2 separate regions of the Mus musculus genome follow, and region 2 is linked to region 1. A link is a contact called in ENCODE Hi-C or POLR2A ChIA-PET data. All regions are on one chromosome and are shown on one strand. Each heading gives the region's core, a stretch centred on a gene start or an enhancer-like site at or near the end of the contact. The rest is flanking DNA. Distances are from core to core; before and after follow the strand shown.

The links. A loop is a pair of places that touch in the nucleus more often than their neighbours do. ChIA-PET counts read pairs that join two places held with the same protein, here RNA polymerase II (POLR2A).
Region 2: a loop to region 1 is called in a map of left cerebral cortex, with 6 times the contacts of the local background. The contact joins the promoter of Mcm4 here to the promoter of Ube2v2 in region 1. A Hi-C loop is called at or near these places in 10 of 37 maps with a recorded cell type or tissue (gastrocnemius, heart and left cerebral cortex). POLR2A ChIA-PET finds 5 or more read pairs at or near these places in 4 of 5 experiments (Patski and embryonic stem cell).

What each region holds. Positions count from the first base shown.
Region 1 is chr16:15,593,260-15,595,779 of GRCm38, forward strand. It overlaps Ube2v2 (ubiquitin-conjugating enzyme E2 variant 2), which reads right to left and starts at 1,259. Exons shown (of 4, transcript NM_023585.4): 1 at 1,201-1,259. The coding sequence starts at 1,216.
Region 2 is chr16:15,636,140-15,638,659 of GRCm38, forward strand. Mcm4 (minichromosome maintenance complex component 4) reads right to left here and starts at 1,261. Exons shown (of 16, transcript NM_008565.3): 1 at 972-1,261; 2 at 482-643; 3 at 47-210. The coding sequence starts at 1,041. Prkdc (protein kinase, DNA activated, catalytic polypeptide) reads left to right here and starts at 1,727. Exons shown (of 86, transcript NM_011159.2): 1 at 1,727-1,903. The coding sequence starts at 1,750.

The DNA of each region.
Region 1 (2,520 bases), core at 9-2,508:
CCCCAGCAATCACAAGGTGGCTCACAGCCATCTGTAATGGAACCCAATGCCCTCTTCTAGTGTGTCTGAAGACAGCTACAGTGTACTCATATATATATAATAAATATTTTTAAAAAGAACAAATGCAATCACAAATTGACATTTTTCATATTACAATACACCATTTTATTAGTTTAATTTTAAGGTAGTGAGCACAACTCTTTAAAAAACATGGCACTAATAAGCACATATATTTCAAATAAGAAGTAAAGAGATTAAGGGTTATAACATTAAAAGATCACTTTTAAAATGAGCTTTGGTCTTGGACAGCTCTGATCTGACCACTGATGTATTTTCCAGAGGTAGAACTGCTAAAGATTTTATTGTCTATGGCACTCATACACATAAAGGTAAGATTTAAACAATATGAAAAATGTATATGAAGGCATTACCTTGAAATGTTAACAATCACAACATGCACTCAACCTCTTCCATTTCTACAACCTAGATTCAATAAGAACTAGAAAAAAAAATAAATCTTATGAATCATCATTTTTAAATGCTAAAACTCAACACTTTTAAACTGTTTTAATTTTTTTTGTCACCAAATTTCTAAACCCTGTTGGCATTTAAATTTCAAGTTTCTGCTCAAAGGCAACCGAACATTGTAGACAAGAGTAGAACACCTATCTAAGGTACCAACTGTCCTGCAATTAGCTTTCGTCTGGCTCAGTGTACTGTAGTTTTTCACTTAATTGAAAAAAAAAAAGAAGAAGAAGAAGAAGAAGAACACGCATTCGGCCACCTAAGTAAAATCGTCGCCCTCTTATTCCAGACAGCAGCCACCCTCCGGTTAGTCCTATCCTCCCGCACGTGTCTGTCTGGTGGACTCCCAGCCTAGATCCCCGGCTCCATCCAGGATGCCTCTCCGCCGTAGCCCCGTTGATGGGCAATGCCACCGCCACCGCGGGCCGCTCCAGCGCACTCCACCCTCGGCTCCGCTGCGGCGCCCAGATCTGCCGGTCCTCCCGCAGGGCCGCCGCGGGCGGTGGGCGCGCAGGCTCCCCGTCACCGCGAGCTCTGACACGCGCGTCCCGACCTCCCTACCGCCCGCCCCACCCCCTGCCCCTCGCGGGGCCCTCCGCACTGCGCACCCGCAGTCCCGCGCGGCCCGCCGGACAGAAAGCAGCGGGAGCGCGGCAGACCCGGCTAGGAACCGACCTGTGGAGACCGCCATCTTCTCCTGCTACCAGACGCACCACCGCACGCAGGGCGTCAACGTCACTTCCGGCAGCGCGTTGCTCTCCGTCATAGAGGGACCGATAGTGGGGATAGTGGGGACTGTATCAGGTTCCTGTTCCTGGCAAGCTTTGCCCCTGATGGTCTCTGGAACTGTTGGTTCATCGGTTGTCCTAATCAAAACACACACATAAAACTGGGTTGGGAGACTAAGGCAGCATGAGCTTAAAAAGTCTTTAAAAGATCTGAGATCTCCAATAGTGTCAGTGTGTCCAAGGGAAATTTTCCCTATGACTCCTCTTATTAAATATTGAAATAATGTCTAAACAAACGCTAACAGTTACATCACGAGCCGGGCGTGGTGGCGCACGCCTTTAATCCCAGCACTCGGGAGGCAGAGGCAGGCGGATTTCTGAGTTCGAGGCCAGCCTGGTCTACAAAGTGAGTTCCAGGACAGCCAGAGCTATAAAGAGAAACCCTGTCTCGAAAAACAAAGTTACATCACACCAAACCTGTTATTAATAATCAAGGTAAAACATGGGAATTCACAATTGTGTTGGGGAAAAAAAAAAAAAACTATTCCAAAAGGTTGGGCTGTGTTAGTGCAGGCTACGTTTAGGCTGTAGTTTTGCTCTGATGACACCAGAACCAAAAGTCCATCAGTAAAGAAAGCCACAGAAGAAACTCAAGCAAAACCGTGAAGCAAAAAGGGATGGAGAAAAGCAGCTTACCACCTTGCTTCTGAGAAGGCTAGGCTGACTCCATGACAGACTTCAAATTGACAGTTAAGGAGACTGGGCCTAAGAACTGGGAAAGTCCAGGCAAGCCCAGGCAAGTCAATTACTAATAGAAAAAAACCCAGGCTCCAGCCTTCATGCCCGATAATGGTTCTAGGATGCCTAGAGATAGAGTAAGATAAAACTCATCTTCCCCAGAATTCCAATGTGCTTTAAAGCAAGCATGCACACTCACTTAGTTGTCTCTCTGTTTTGGCAATGGGAGACTCCAACACGCTGGACTTCTGCAAAATAAAGCACTCTCTGAGTATACATACTATTTGAGTCCCAGGTGTCATTCTTCGGTGAATCATGGACCTTTACATTTCTATCTTACGTTCACCTACCTTATTTGGAGGAGTAAGCCCATGTACCTAAAGATGGTATACCCATACCCAACTGGATTCTCCTACAACAATTAGTGACTAAGAAAGTTCCCCCAGGTTTTTCTTTTCAGACATGCCCACAGGTTATTCTGACTAAGGCAAGTCTTAAATTGAGATTTCCTCTTTCCATTTGTGTCAAG
Region 2 (2,520 bases), core at 11-2,510, 43 kb after region 1:
TTTATGCTCTCAAGGTAACACCATCAGAGATCTGCTTTGTACTCACGCCATCAGACTGCAGATCCACCTGCAAACCCTTTCGTGCTGAGCCCAGATCTGGCCTCTGCCTTACAGGTGTGCCTCTCACCCCACTTCTTGGGGTTCCTTCCACTCGCGAGCTGGGAGTGCCATATGTCAATGGTGAACTAACATCAAAGTCCAAAGGAATAGCTATAAAGACAAGATATTTAGCTTTACCATGAAATCCCCATAAGCACATCAAATCCCAATTCCGGAATGCTGTTTGACAATTTAAACAGAATACTTTACTGCAATCTTTCATACCCCAATTGTAGTTCTACTATAAAGTATGCTTTCTTTGCTCACTAGGTCCTAAAATGTACCAACTCTGCTTCTCTCCTCAGGTGTTTCAGTGAAGAATCTATCAGTACACACAGAATAATAGCAACTGGTAAACCAGCAAAACCGACGGCTGACCCACCTAAAGAATGCATCTGAGGAGGGCTGGAAAACAAGGCATTCTGTGCAGGTGGGCTCTGCAGGTCGGCTCCTGGTGAGGTGGGCATTGGCAGTAGCTCTCCGGTGGAAGAATCTTCGCCTCTACGTCTCCGATTGGGTGACGACCTGCTTTCCTCACTTCGAACTTCCGTCATACAAAACAAAAAAGACGATCAACGCTCAAGCTTAGTCTTCCAGGAAGTGCCTTAGGGTAGTCATATTACTTAAACAAGAACACCCCCCCCCCAAAACCCTCAAACTGGAACAGAGGGACAAGGTGTAGGAAAAGGTGGGTCAACTGAACTGACCACGCCAGACTGCCTGGAGACGAGAGCCCAGTATGTGGGTGACAGAGGCTACTATATGCTCAAGGCCTGTCAACCACACACCAGGCTCGAAGGACTCAGGACTTTCCACAGTGCTGCGGGAAGAGACACGAGGCGGAAAGGGGGCAGATGAAGGAGGGAACTCACGGGACTGGGTTGGGGTGACTCGTCCGCGTCGGCTGCTGCGGCGGCTCGGGGTGGATGCCGGGGACGACATGGTGCTGTGGTTGCTGCGCGACAAAAGAAATCTGGCTCTCAGTTGTCCCGCTCCGGGACCTCTCGTACCTCGGATCCGGGTTAGTTGCAAACGCGCACAAAACGGCGAGTCAGGGTTCTGCGCCACCCAGGAGAACGTTCCTGGGCCCGCAGGGTGAAGCGATTCCCGCCAGCCGCTCTGTCGTCACAGCGACCGAAGACGCCTGGCCAATCAAAGAGGCAAGCGCGCGTAGCTCCGCCTCCGGAAAGCGCCGTAAGTGAACTCTGAGAAAAGGTTTCCGGCCAATCACAGCGGCAAAGGCGTGTAGCTCCGCCTCCGGAAGGCGCCACTGCAAGCCGGAGGGGGAGTTCTCGACCGCTACCTAGGAATTACAGCCTAGATTCACTTGCACGCCCCTCGCCTTGGATGGGCCAGCCTGCAGCGGGATTGCGTTTTGGCGGGAAACCCGGGGCCGGCACAACTCCCTTGTGTGTTTACATTTGCGTTGTCCCGAGTGCAAACACCAATCTGTGATATCTCCGCATGGTTAGACTGGTTCTGTCCCTTTGCATTCCGATGTGTACATGTTAAACGCTACAGATCTGCAGGCCGGTGCGCGTCTTCACCCCCCCACCCCCGCGAGAGTATAAGGGAGCAGTTCCGGCTGGGCCTTCAGGGAAGAGCTGGCTAGAGTGCTGAGACGCGCATGCGCGAAGCGGTGCCGGCGTGATGGCGGAGGAGGGAACCGGCGTACGGTGTTGGCTACTGCAGCTGCAGGAGTTCCTGTCCGCAGCAGACCGCTGCAGTGCTGCCGGGGCCAGTTACCAGCTGATTCGTAGTCTGGGGCAGGAGTGCGTGCTGAGCACTAGCTCTGCAGTGCAGGGTGGGTAAGGTCCCTAGACGCAGGGCTCAGCGTTTCTCTCCGTGGTGCGTGTAGTCAACGTCCCGTAAAGTTTATGGAATTGGTAGATGTGTATACTGCTCTCTTCCTAGTATCTGAGGAAGATGCTTTAAAACAGGTGTTGGAAAATGACCACCAAGTTTGGTAGTCATTTTTATCCAAAGTTGGATGAGAGTGCAAGATGGAAGTATTTTCTTCCAGAATAAACTCGCTTGAACTCAATAGGACCTTGACAAAAATCCTTTTTTCGTTGCACCATGTTTTCAGAATAATTGCAAAAATTAATGAAAGTCATGCAATTCTGTAGACATTTTTATTTTTTAGGTTAGGTATTTCCTATCTTGGGCTATAGCCCAAGATAGTCTGGAATTTACTATGTATGTAGAACAAGCCTTCAAATACTGGGGTTATAGATGTGAGGTACCACACGTGCCTTGCTCTTTTTAACCATTTAGTAATTGATGTGTTAAAATAGAGGCTCGAATCTGAACACAGCACACTGGGCCAAAAACAGTTCCACGTGTAAGAGGTTTGGAGGGGGTGGCAGAAAGAGAAGGCGCAGAGAGAGAGAGAGTGAGAGAGGGAGGGACATTCCCTTT